2 separate regions of the Homo sapiens genome follow, and region 2 is linked to region 1. The links are chromatin contacts, found by Hi-C or POLR2A ChIA-PET in ENCODE. All regions are on one chromosome and are shown on one strand. Each heading gives the region's core, a stretch centred on a gene start or an enhancer-like site at or near the end of the contact. The rest is flanking DNA. Distances are from core to core; before and after follow the strand shown. Region 1 has its middle 36 kb from the start of DNAAF10. Region 2 overlaps PPP3R1 (protein phosphatase 3 regulatory subunit B, alpha).

Region 1 (7,001 bases), core at 2,280-4,779:
GACTGGGCACCGGTGGCTCATGCCTGTAATCCCAGCACTTTGGGAGGCCGAAGAGGGCAGATCACCTGAGGTCAGGAGTTCAAGACCAGCCTCGCCAACATGGTGAAACCCCGTCTCTACTAAAAATACAAAAATTAGCTGGGCATGGTGGCGTGTGCCTGTAATCCCAGCTACTCAGGAGGCTGAGGCAGGAGAATTGCTTGAACTGGGACCCAGACCCGGGAGAAGGAGGTTGCAGTGAGCTGAGATTGTGCCACTGCACCACTCCAGCCTGTGCTACAGAGCAAGACTCTGTCTCAAAATAAATAAATAAATAAATAAATAAATAAATAAATAAATAAATAAATAAAAAAACAGAAAAAACAATATAGACATTGACATAGAAAAGAGATTTAATGTTAAGAAAACAACTTTATATTAACTGAGTACATCCTCCTGATGAGAAGTACTATAGTAAATATAAACCCATTATGTTATTAAAAAAAAAAAGAAAAGAAAGAGGCCGGGTGCGGTGGCTCACATCTGTAATCTCAGCACTTTGGGAGGCTGAGGTGGGCAGATCACTTGAGGTCAGGAGTTCAAGACCAGCCTGGCCAACATGATGAAACCCTGTCTCTACTAAAAATACAAAAATTAGCCAGGGGTGCTGGCACGTGCCTGTAATCACAGCTACTTGGGAGGCTGAGGCAGGAGAATTGCTTGAACCTGGGAGGCAGAGGTTGCAGTGAGCCAAGATGGTGCCATTGCATTCCAGCCTGGGCAAAGAAGGGAGACTATCTAAAAAAAAAAAAAAGGAAAAAGAAAGAAAGAAATCCCTAGTGCTTTGCTTCTCTAATTGATCTCTGTCTAATTTACTACCCTAAATCTTCCTAAGAGTCCTCTTTCATATAAGTTATTCAGAGTCTATTTCTGTTGCTTGCAGCCAAAAAATTCCAAACTGTAGACACTGCATAATATATAAGAAAATATTTGCAAATTATAAAGCACCACATACACGCATGTCCAATTACATTTGTTAGTATAGACCATGCTGGAAAGATGAAGTCTTGGATCAGACAGACAGATTCAAAACCGAATTCTGCTGGGTAATATTTGCATGTCTTTGGACAAAGTTACTTACTTTCACTGAGCCTGTTTCCCCTCTGTAAAAATTTTTAGAAGTTAGCAGCTAGTAGTTAGGATTAGGTCTCTGCTGTGGTTTAGATATGGTTGGTTTGTCACCACCAAAGCTCATGTTGCAATTTGAGCCCCGATGTGGTGCTCTTGGGGCACGGGGTCTAGTGGGAAGTGTTTGGGTGATAGCGGTGGATCCCTCATAAATGGCTTGGTGCTGTTCTCCCAGTAGTGAGCTCTGTCTCTTGTGAGACTGAATTAGTTCTCGTGGGGATGGATTCATTCCCGAGAGTGGGTTGTTATAAAGTCAGACGCCCTTCGGCTTTCCCTCTCTTCTCACATGTCTGCTTCCCCTCTGACGTTCTCCACCATCTTGTGAGGCAGCATGAGTGAGGGACCTCACCAGAAGCCGGGGCTGTGCCCTTGAACTTCTCAGCCTGCAGCACTGTGAGCTAAATAAGCGTCTTTCTTTTATAAATTACCCAGCCTCAGGTATTCTTTTATAGCATCACAAAATGTACGAAGACATTCATTCATGAATACAAGGGAAAGCCCTAACCTCTTATTGGCTTAAACAAGAAACAAGTATTTTTGTCTATTGTCAAAGTCATCAAGGTAAACAGCCTAGGGCAGGTATGGTGGCTCCCAGATCACCAGGGCCAGACTCCTTATGCTTTTGTTTTTACCCCCTCTGGACGACAGGCCCATCCTCATGCTCCACAGTGTCCACACCTTGCTGATAGGGAGACTGGGAGATACAGTCTTTATTATGTGCTGTGATTAAAATGGGCTCCTGTTGTTGAGGCGGGAGGGGAGAGTGGGCATGGGGAGGCAACCTGCTGCTCTGCTGCCGTGGAGACGGTAACAGGCTGTGGCGAGAGTGTGTGGAAATCCCTTCCCCCTCCTCCCCTTTCAGGCTCCTGTGCTCTTTCCCTGTTCTCCCCAGCACCCTTCCCAATGCCAACATTCACTGTGACAACAGTTTGTAATAGGACTTTCATCCTTAAGTCCAAGTAGCAAAATGGATGAAAAAAGTGCTCTGACGACCTCCACTTATATACAAAAATGGTGAGGTTAAGAGTTTATTATCACGCCTGTAATCCCAGCACTTTGGGAGGCCAAGGCATGTGGATCACCTGAGGTTAGGAGTTCAAGACCAGCCTGGCCAACATGGTGAAACCCCATGTCTACTAAAAGTACAAAAATTAGCCAGACATGGTGGCTCACGCCTGTAATCCCAGCTACTCGGGAGGCTGAGGCAGGAGAATCGCTTGAACCTGGGTGGTGGAGGTTGCAGTGAGCCGAGATCATGCCAGTGCACTCCAGCCTGGGCAACAGAGTGACTCCATCTCAAAACAACAACAACAACAAACTATAGTATTTACCCCAGAGTTTTGTGGTGGGGATTTAAAAATACAACATGAGAGAAACAATATAGTAAGCACTCCACAAATATTAGCAGCTATTATTATTATTGTCAACATTATCATCTTTATAAATGTGATCCTGATCAAGACTCTAGAGACAGGCCACTGGTTTCCCTCCAAGTTTACTCCTCATTCACTGTCTTTCTTTCTTTCTTTTTTTTTTTTTTTGGAGATGGAGTCTCACTCTGTCACCCAGGCTGGAGTGCAGTGGCGTGATCTCAGCTCACTGCAACCTCTGCCTCCCAGGTTCAAGCGATTCTCCTGCCTCAGCCTCCTAAGTAGCTGGGACTACAGGTGCATGCCACCACATGCAGCTAATTTTTTGTATTTTAATAGAGATGGGGTTTCACCATGTTGGCCAGGCTGGTCTCAAACTTCTGGCCTCAATTGATCCACCTGCCTTGGCCTCCCAAAGTGATGGGATTACAGGTGTGAGCCACCTCGCCTGGCATATACTGCTTTCTTTAGCTTCCATAGCCTCAACCGAGAGCAAGAGAATAAGGCTTCTGACATTCTTCCTAGGAAGCTTTACGGAACAGATTGGAAAATTCACAACAAGCCCTAAGTGGCCCATAGTGGATTAGTGGGGACTGTGGCCGTCAGGACTCCCCCTTAGCTGAGGCTTCTGTGTCTTCTGTGTCTGCTTTCTTAGGGCCCTTTAGCCTGTGAGCTCTTAGGAATGCAGGAAGACCCTCTCTTTCCCCCTGGGTGGTAACAAAATTTCCCCTGGTCCATCATTCCTGAGCCCTAGTTCAGTCTGTGTGCGGCCAGGTCAGCGCTCAATAGGGTTCCAAACCTGTTGGCTGCAAGCACAGACTCCCTCTGAGTGTGAATGTTATCTCTCACCAGATGAGGGATGTGCTCAGCCCAGATCAAACACTTGTTTATCTACAGGGTGGTGAGAGCCAAAACTCTGCTTCTGTTTCTCCCTGGTGGTTTATTTGCTTACCCTTATCACCTCTGAGCAGTGGTGTTGTTTGCATAGAGTTCTCGGTTTCTGGCATGTTAAATTTAGAGGTACCCCAGGCTTCTCGGAGGGATCAGAGTGTTGAGCAACTCCTCAGGGAGGTGCAGGAGAATATCACTGGATGAGGGGTCAGGAGATGAGGGCCTGGGTCTGTCTTCAAATGCAGAAATTGAGTGCAGAGGTCTCAAAGGCCTCTTCTGGCACTGACGTTCTGACTGGCCATGAAAGCCTTGGGTGTCATAAAGAAGAAAAGTTGAAGACTTAAAAGGAGGAAGTGTGAGTGTCTTCAGCCTCCGGTGTGAGGGAGAACTGTGAGTCTCTTTTGACCACAGTTTATTTTGTGTTGCTTCTTTTAGCTGCATGGTCCATACGCCAAAGGTGGGCAGGTGGAGGGCTGCTACTCACTAACTTGGTAGTGCAGAAATGGCTTTTAAAAACAGTGGCTATATGGCTGCGCACGGTGGTTCATGCCTGTAATCCCAGCACTTTGGGAGGCCGAGGCAGGCGGATCACTCGAGGTCAGGAGTTCGAGACCAGCCTGATCAACATGGAGAAACCCCGTCTCTACTAAAAATACAAAAATTAGCCGGGCGTGGTGGTGGGCGCCTGTAATCTCAGCTACTTGGGAGGCTGAGTCAGGAGAATCGCTTGAACCCAGGAGGCGGAGGTTGCAGTGAGCTGAGATCGTGCCATTGCACTCCAGCCTGGGCAACAAGAGCAAAACTCTGTCTCAAACAAAACAAAACAAAACAAAACATTGGATCTGGTGCAAAGAAGATGGAGAGAAATTCTAGAATTCCTGCAGGAAGTTAAGTGATGGTATAAAGAAGTCCTTACTCTGAGAAATGCTTCGTTAAAATCAGAATTTACAGAATAAACGGTTGGTAGGAGATAGAGGCATGTACTATTTACTTTACAAAATAATTCCTCACTTTATAAAAAGCCAAATATTTTCTCTTGGAAGTTAGCCTTGTGATGCTACCAGTAAGACTGAATCTATAATAAAGCTAATGATCCAACTTTTGGTTAAAAAACCCATTCTGTAAAAAGAAGCATAGGCATGCTATGCAGTGTTGTTATATACAAAGTGGGTTTTCTTCATAAACACAATCACATTTTTGGAAGACATTTCTGTAAGATAATGTCTTTCTCAAGGTCCAGTTTGGCTTGCGTGCCTCCTGGGAATTAAACAGGATAGATTTTTCCAGCTGCATTTGAAAGACAAATTCCGTTTCCTTGTGTTGAAAGGTCTGCAATGCCCACATCTCCCACAAGGGGGCAGCGCACCACTGGGTCTTCAGGTACAAGGACGGCCTGGGATTCGGAACGTGCGGCTGAGGGGCCTCCTTCCCAGGGGAAGAAAATCCACTGAAAGTCGTGAAGAGGCGGACCTTATGTACCACGACATAATTGAATTTCATATCTCACGAACCCTGCGTATTTGCCAGAAACTTTCGGGCTGTTCTCATTCAGAAAAGGATGAAATCATTTTGTGTGTTGGATAGTCCTTAGACATTCCCAGAAAAAAAATTATTTTTCATGTATATATGCAAAGTGTATCCAGCTAAATCACAAGCAAAAGTGACTTTAAGCAGGTACCAAGACACGCCGGATCATAAAGACACTGTTCTCCCTTCAAGTTCCTTTGGTGAGTTTATGGACACGCATGAGGTAAGCTGCGCCGTTCATGTTCTACTGCGCGTGACTTTGTACTGCCCCTGAGTGGAAAAGGTATTTGGGATTCGAAAGAAGTTATTATTAAGTACAAACAAATTCCCAAGAAAAGAAATGTAGTATGAAGATCAATTTGAGTGTGTAGGGGGAGTTTTCCTTTCCTGTTTTTGTACTGGGCTGGGCTTGCATTGGTGCACATAAAGGATAATAAAAGTAACTTAAAAAACCAAGGGATTCCATGGTGTCTGGTTTACAAGAGCTGATGGAGAAGATACAATTGCCAAAAGGGAGTATTGGGTGCCAAGACCCAGATCTGGCCTAAGGAAGCACGCATTGGTAGCGCCCTAGTTTTCACCTCATGGGAGGACGCAGCCAGGGAGGCCGTGCTTGACGGCTCTGTCAGGGCGGCAGAATCCAGTTACACCTCCCAACATCCATTTCCCTACTTCCTCAGGACCAGAACTCCCAAATGGTAGCCGGGTATAACACTGCACACAATCAGGTTTATGCTTCTCGGTCTCACTGTGATAGGTGAGACCGAGACACAGGACCAAATCATCACCAATGGATACAAGCAAAAGTGCTCTTCAAAGTGCAAGATGTTCTTTTTCTTACTTTTCCTACTTTTCTGATGTCTGGAATGTGGATGTGATGGTTCAACTGGAACAGGCACACTGGATAATGCGTAATCTTTATTTTGGGTTTTCAGTTACCCGCAGCTGAACCTAACCCTAATCAACAACAATGCCTTCAAAAAACAGGCCAGAGGTTAAGATGGACTTTTTTTTCCTAATTACTTGTTTTATCATTATTTTATCATTTTAATCACCCACCAACATTTGCTTTTATTTATTTATTTATTTTTGAGACAGGGTCTCTCATTTTCCCCAGGCTGGAGTGCAGTAACACAGTCACCACTCACTGCAGCTTCAACCTCCTTGGCTCAAGTGATCCTCCTGCCTCAGCCTCCCAAGCAGCTGGGACTATAAGCTGTGCTACCACACCCAGCTAATTTAAAAAAAAAATTTTCTGTAGAGACAGTGTCTCACTATGTTGCCCAGGCTGGTCTTGAACTCCTGGCCTCCCAAAGTGCTAGGATTACAAGCGTAAGCCACTGCGCCTGGCCCAACATTTATTAAATGTTGTATTAAGGGGCCAGGGGCAGTGGCTCATGCCTATAATCCCAGCACTTTGGGAGGCCGAGGCAGGCAGATCACTTGAGGTGAGGAGTTTGAGACCAGCCTGGCCAACATGGCGAAACCCCATCCCTACTAAAAATAAAAAAAATTAACTGCGCGTGGTGGCACATGCCTGTAATCCCAGCTACTTGGGAGGCTGAGGTGGGAGAAGTGCTTGAACCCAGGAGGCGGAGGTTACAGTGAGCCAAGATCACGCCACTGCACTCTTCCTGGGTGACAGAGCAAGACTCAGTCTCAATTAAAATAAAAAAGTGTTGTATAAAGGGTATTGCTGAGTGATCTGGTTTTAAGTTGGCTTAGGGATAGAGTTGGATCAGAACACCATAAGCAAAGTTCAGTTGTTAAAGAATCCTTCATAAAATTCCTCCACCATGACTGTATAAATGCAGCTGTACTTGGTCACAGCCCTTTTACCTAGAATCTCATGCTTCAAGTTAAAAACACAAAGTCAAAATCCTGTTCCTTCATTCAAGCTTGATGTTTGATGTAAAATATACAAAACCTATGGACAACTGCATTAATGGCCATGCACTGTGAGGATAATCTGCATCTGCTTTCACTGTGCTGTCCTGATTAATAACCATTTTTCTGGTTCTGGGGTTGAGGACAAGGGTTTAGCCT
Region 2 (6,962 bases), core at 4,394-6,893, 82 kb after region 1:
CACCTTTGGCAAAAAAAAAAAAAAAAAAAAAAAAAAAGCATATATATGTAAACATATATATGTAAATATATATGTAAACATGTTTACATATACAATACACATATATGTAAATATATACATACATGTATATATAATATATATTTACATATATGTGCATACATATATACATTTTACATATATGTATACACATATGTACATACATATGTATACATACATATGTGTATGCATGTATGTGTATACACATGTATACATGTATACATATATGTATATACATATGTACATATATGTACATGTATATGCATATATATGTACATATATGTACATGTATATGCATATATATGTATATATATGTGTATGTATATGCATATATACGTATATATGCGTGTGTATATATGTATATACATATATACGTATATATGCGTATGTATATATATGTATATACATATATATGTGTATACATATATGAATGAATGAGTCTGGACCCTCTATTCTGTTTCATTGATTTTAGTCTACCTTATGCCAGTACCACAGTGTTATGTTTTATGGTAAATCTTTAAATCGAGGAGCTGTACTTTTACTTTGTTCTGTTTTAAAATGCTGACTCTTCTAAGACCCGTGCATTTCCACATGGAATTAACCATCAGTTTGCTAAATTTTTTAAAATCTTGTTAAGAATTTGATTGGGAAGGTCTTGAGGAAGCTATAGATAAGTCTGAGTAGAACTGACATCTTTGTAACAAGTCTTCTAATCTATGAATGCGGTATATATCTTCATTTGTGTAGGTCTTTTTAAGTTCCAATAATTTTCTGTAATTTGGAGTACAGATTTTACACATATCTGGTTAAACTTATACCTGAGTATTTTACAATTTTACTCTATTATGCATGGTACTTGTCCATTTCATCTTTATTTGTATTATTATTTTTTTAAGATGGAGTTTTGCTCTGTCACCCAGGCTGGAGTGCAGTGGCACGATCTTGGCTCACTGCCACCTCCGCCTCCTGGGTTCACACCATTCTCCTGCCTCAGCCTCCCGAGTAGCTAAGAATACAGGCAAGTGCCACCATGCCCAGCTAATTTTTTTATTTTTAGTAGAGATGGGATTTCACCATGTTGGCCAGGATGGTCTTGATCTCCTGACCTCGTGATCTGCCCACCTCAGTCTCCCAAAGTGCTAGGATTACAGGCGTGAGCCACCGCTCCCAGACCCATTTCATTTTTAATTGTTCTTTACTATTATATAGAAATTACACTGTTTGGGTATATTATCCTTGTATCCTACAATCTTGCCAAATTCACATCAGTCCTAGTAACTTAACATTTGCTATATATATAAAACCATGTCATCTGGGAATAAAAACAATTTTACTCCTTCCTTTCCAATCTCAAGTCTTTTTCTTTTTCTTGATCATGTTGTGACTAGGACTTCAAATACAACGTTGATTAGAAGTGGTCAAGAGTGGAAAATCTTGTTTTCTTCCCCAATCTTAGGTAGAAACGATTCAGCCTTTCATCATGAGATATGAGTATGAACAAAGTAAAGGTTTTTTAGTAGATGCCCAATATCAGGCTGAGGAAGTTCCCTTCTATTCCCAATTCGCTAATATCATGAATAGATATTACATTTTGCCAAACACTTTGCTGTAATTACTGAGAAGATGTTTTTCTCTTTTGTCAAAATAGTAAATTACATTAATTTTTGAATGTTAAAATTGCATTACTGGTATAAAAATCCCCTTGGTTGTGTTTTATCATCCTTTTTACACACCACCGAATTTGACTTGCAAATACTAAATGATTTTTTGCACATATATTCTCAAATAATGTTGGTTTATATTCCATATTGATTTTATTATAATGTCTTTGGTATTACCATCAAGGTAATGCTAGCTTCTATTTTCTAAGAGTCTAGATAAGACTGTGTTTCTTTCTTTCTTTTCATTAAATTTGATAGAATTTACCAGTAAAGCCGTTTGACCTTACTATTTTCTTTGTAGAAAGATTTTGAAATATGAATTCAATTTTATTAACTAATAAAAGGCTATTAAGATTTACTATTTCCTCTTATTGTCAGTTTTAGTAATTTGTTTTGCAAGGAATTTGTCCATTTCATCTAAGGTATGGAACTTATTGGCATAAAATTGCTTCTAACATTCTTTTGTTATCCTTTTAACATCTGTAAGGATCTGCAATGATTTCAGTGCTTTCATTACTGATACTGTGATTGTGTTTTGTTTTCTAGATTGCTCCTTCAAAATATAAATACCACATACCACTGACTTCCTCCTTATATAAAAAATGACTAAAAATGACCAACACACTAGAACTCATTCACCCAATGGCGTCCAAAGATGTCACAAAAGAAGCTGAACATTTATAACAATCCTAAAAATACATTCTTAGAATTATTTTCAGTGCTCAGTGAGCTTCACGAGAAAATCTAGCATAGAAAAGCCATGTAACGTAAGCAGTCACAAGAAACCTTGAAGATGACAAACTCAAGATGAGGAAACAAACCCAAGGAGTGAGGTAAGCTGCTCGATGTTATAAAGCTTGATGACAAAGTGAGGTGACTGGGATTTCTTGAAATACTTTCTGATCTAATTTCTTTTCCTATGTTAGTTCCATCTGAAGAGTCAGCAAGGAGCCTTAGGCATCATTTCTATTCCCCCAACCTGCATTTCTGGGCTAAATGTGGAGAAAAGAGAATAAGAGTCTTCCCACTCTAGATTGATAAAAATCAGACCATGTTTTACTAAGACGTCCTTTCTAACCCTTCTCTCAACATGTATATTACCGTTTTTCCTACTGAAGGCCTGTGTATTATTGTTTTTCTCCTTTTGGTTTATCCACATTATGGTTCAAATCAATACAGGCAGTAAGTTAATGAAAAGCATGTATTCATAATATGATACAAATATACCTTCAAGTATTCTGTTATTAATAACCCTGCTTAAAGATATACTGTTTATTTTTTTAAACTAAAATGTATACTGCTTAGTTCAATGATACATCTTATTCAAAAGATCTGGCTCCTAAAGCATTTCTTTTTTCTATATATTAAGTCCAATCCCATCCCATTACATCACATTTTCCAGATCTTCCTCTTATTTTATCTACTGTTCCTATGTGATGTTGCATTTGAATGTTAGCTGCACCTTTCTTTAGCTTTGTACCACACTCCACTCCCCACCCTATTTTCCTTTAAAAAAAATTATATTTCCACAAAAGAATGCATATTTAAGAGTCTTCTTTTACTTTCAGCCTCCATTATTCAAGACTTACTTACACGTATGGCTCCTCCAAAGCTTAATGTGGTTTACTGCCAAGAATGTCATACTGCATCCCCCAGTTTCTTTTTTTTCTCTCGTTGACTTTTATCTTAACATTAAAAAATTCCACCACATAATTCATATAACGGCTTTTACTTTCTTCTTGAAGACATTCTTCACAGACAACTCTGCCATTTCGTTCTAATTTGAACCAACTGCTTTCTAGGCCTATGGCATAGTTGTTATCCTGAGATTTTCACTGGTGTGTTAGTTAGGAATTCCGTTTCTGGGGTCTCATTTCATCCTCTTTCTTGAACTTCTATTTCATTTTGCTAGGTACATATTCAAGAACTCGTTTAAGTTAACCTTCCCAAGTCCTTAAATTTCTGAAAATGTCTTTTTTTGTTCTCACATTTGAGTGATCATTTGGCTGTTATCAAATTCTGGATTAGAAACTCCGAACTTTGAATGTATTACTCCACTGCCTTCTACCAACTACTGCTGCTGTGAAGAAGTCCAATGCCAGCGGACTCCTATTCTTTTTAGGTAACAACTTCTATGTCTGGAGGCTTTTAGGGTTTTTTTACTCTTGAAATTTTAAAATTACAAAAGTTGAAACTAAACATAGATGTTCTTTCATCTAATCTTGGCAATCAGAATGCTTTTAAACAAAAGATTCAATTTTTCAAGAAAGAGAAATTTCTCCTTTTATTTCACTGATTATTTCCCCTTCTATGTTATCTAATACAGCTCCTGAAATTTCTTTCAGTCAGACGCTATCACTCTGTGTTCTCCAAATCATTCTTTCCTTGCACATTTTTCCATATCTTTTATCTTTTGCTCTAACATTCTGAGAAAGATTCAAGAAGTTTTATTTTTGTTACGCAGATAGCTAGACTTTTTCACTAGCTAAAGTAACTGATTTCTTCAAATTACTCAAATTTGTGCTAGATAACGAGATTACTATATGTCATGAACCTCATTACCGAAACTACAAATTTCTTAGTGCTGCCACAATACCAAAATTTGACAGTGTGGATAAAGCAAATAAAGCCAGTCCTTCCTTTTCTTTTTTCGTTTTTTGTTGTTGTTGTTGTTGTTGTTGTTGTTGTTTTTTGAGATGGAGTCTCGCTCTGTCTCCCACGCTGGAGTGCAATGACACAGACTCGGCTCACTGCAACCTCTGCCTCCTGGGTTCAAGTGATTCTCCTGTCTCAGCCTTCCAAGTAGCTGGGATTACGGGCACCCACAACCATGCCCGGCTAATTTTTCTATTTTTAGTAGAGACGAGGTTTCACCATGTTGGCCAGGCTGGTCACGAACTCCCGACCTCAGGTGATCCACTTGCCTCGGTCTCCCAAAGTGCTGGGATTACAGGTGTAAGCCACTGTGCCCGGCCAGTCCTTTACTTGAGACTACTTGTTTAAAAACTTGAAATATTTAATATATACTAGAGAGTTCAGGGAATTTTTTTTTTTTTTTTTTTTTTTTTTTTGAGACGGAGTCTCGCTCTGTCGCCCAGGCTGGAGTGCAGTGGCATGATCTCAGCTCACTGCAAGCTTCGCCTCCCAGGTTCACGCCATTCTCCTGCCTCAGCCTCCCGAGTAGCTGGGACTACAGGCACCCACCACCATACCCGGCTAATTTGAATCCAGGGATTATTAAAAACCGTCTGTAACACTAAAACAAGGTAACCCAAACTATTTAAGTTCATGTACTATACTTAAGAAAATCCTTTGTTCTTCTCGTCATTACTTAATTCTAATGCTTTACTGAGAGCAAGCAAAGCATAAGTAATTCTCAGTGACTAGGTGAATTAAATCAGAATTGAGATCACTAAATTACCAAGTAAATGATAAATGACAGCTGGTAAACTGTCTAAGAAACATTAACTGTATAATAAATTTATGAAGATGTTAATGTAAAGCAACAACTGCACAAGTCAATTTCAAAATTAACGGCATACAATGTTTTAACAATAAATGGCATTTTAGGGCCAGGCACAGTGGCTCACACCTGTAATCCCACCACTTTGGGAGGCCAAGGCGGGTGGATCACCTGAGGTCAGGAGTTCAACACCAGCCTGACCAACATGGTGAAACCTTGTCTCTAATACAAATACAAAATTAACCAGGTGTGGTGGCACATGCTTGTAATCCCAGCTACTCGGGAGGCTGAGGCAGGTGAATAGCTTGAACCCAGGAGGCAGAGGTTGCAGTGTGCCGAGATCGCGCCATTGCACTCCAGCCTGGGCAACAAGAAAGAAACTCTGTCTCAAAAAAAAAAAAATGCTGAAATGAAAGAGGAAATCAAATTAACTACAGATAACCTTTTTCTCTGAAAACACTGTTTTCAAAACAGCAAACCTCCCTGAGACGAATGTGATTAAGAGCAGACATTAACAGCAAAGTTATTATCCTTAAACTTTCACATCACCTGTAAATACTCAAACCAGAAACAAAACTGCCTGAATGTGAAACTGTTTACTAAAAACAGAAACAGCGTTCTAACGGCTAGAAGGGTTTCTACTGGCAGTTCATTATGCAAAAGGAGAGGTTCCTTCAGAGTCTGCCAAGCTCTTCTTAGGGGACCTTCTAACAAAAGAGAGATGAGACATCTTTTTAGATAAAAGATTTAATCTTTCACCTACATTTAGTCTACAAAACAGCCCTTGTGTTTACTAATTTTATCTAAACCACTCAGAATTACACTGGCTTTATCAAAAATTAGCTGAATCTGATTTTCCACTCTTACTTTCAATTGTGCCCCAATCTAGTCTTCTGCTTAAATTATCTAAGGTAGTATCTTGCACTCAGTCACTTTTCCAAAGTTATCATGCCAAGTTAGAACTAAGGCTTCCACTTTGAGCAAATCACCTCAACAGAGTATACATTTCCTAGTCCAGAGAGGTTAGCCAACAGACAGAAATAAAGTCACAACGGCCTAGAATAAATTCAATAAAAATCCAACACTGAATTGAATGACATATACATATATATACACACACACACTATATATATATATTCTGATATATATATATCAGAATACCTATGTCTTAGACAAATCTAGTCTTGCCTAGAATTATTCATGTAGACAATTATAACATTAATTTTGTAAGATTTACTGAAGACAGACTATATAATACTATGATTAAAAATATTGACTATGAAACATGATGGCCTAAGATCAAATCATGGCTTTGTTACTTCACCTGCTGTGTGACTTAAGCCAGTTATTTAAAGTCTCTTTGCTTCTATTTCCTCATCTGTACAATGGGGAAAGTAATTGTGCCCCTCTCCTGAGGCTAATATGAGAATTAAAAGAATTAATGTATGTAAAACGCTTAGAATAATTCCTGGGACATGGTAAGCACCATACCATTATGGATTGTTATTATTTATGAAAACAAATGGGGTGACTAGTAACTACCAGGTTTTCCCAAAGGTATACAGCCTTTAAAATTATCCAACGAGTTGTCTATGTAATCCAGCTCTGAGCTCTTGCTAGCTAATTCAGTCAACCAATTATTTACTCAGCATCTGCTTTATGCCAGGCATTATGCTTCCACTGTCAAAGTCCCAATTCTTTTACTGGTGAAAATTAGTTTGAACAGCCACTTATTATTAAAGTTTACAGTCTGCATGCCATTCTGAATTGTAATTAAATAATTATTTCTTATTGATTTTATT

What was found. Hi-C counts contacts between places; a loop is a spot of excess contacts on that map. ChIA-PET counts read pairs that join two places held with the same protein, here RNA polymerase II (POLR2A). Pooled maps may share reads with other maps.
Region 2: a map with no recorded cell type shows a loop between it and region 1 (7-fold over the local background). The contact joins two enhancer-like sites. A Hi-C loop is called at or near these places in 8 of 168 maps with a recorded cell type or tissue (CD4-positive, alpha-beta T cell, HL-60/S4, Right ventricle myocardium inferior and 5 more), 9 of 37 single-sample maps with no recorded cell type and 9 of 50 pooled maps. POLR2A ChIA-PET finds 5 or more read pairs at or near these places in 6 of 52 experiments (GM12878, T-cell, activated B cell and 2 more).

What each region holds. Positions count from the first base shown.
Region 1 is chr2:68,117,787-68,124,787 of GRCh38, forward strand. It overlaps the pseudogene PPIAP64. Among named protein-coding and RNA genes, the nearest start is that of DNAAF10, 36 kb to the right of the region's middle. RefSeq lists enhancers at 3,153-3,312, 3,543-3,712, 3,723-3,802, 4,651-4,945. Within about 2 kb of position 3,530, at least 4 of the 41 ENCODE cell types and tissues checked have a DNase peak (open chromatin) inside an H3K27ac peak, as active enhancers do.
Region 2 is chr2:68,198,053-68,205,014 of GRCh38, forward strand. The region is part of intron 2 of PPP3R1 (protein phosphatase 3 regulatory subunit B, alpha); the gene reads right to left. Among named protein-coding and RNA genes, the nearest start is that of PNO1, 44 kb to the left of the region's middle. Within about 2 kb of position 5,644, at least 4 of the 41 ENCODE cell types and tissues checked have a DNase peak (open chromatin) inside an H3K27ac peak, as active enhancers do.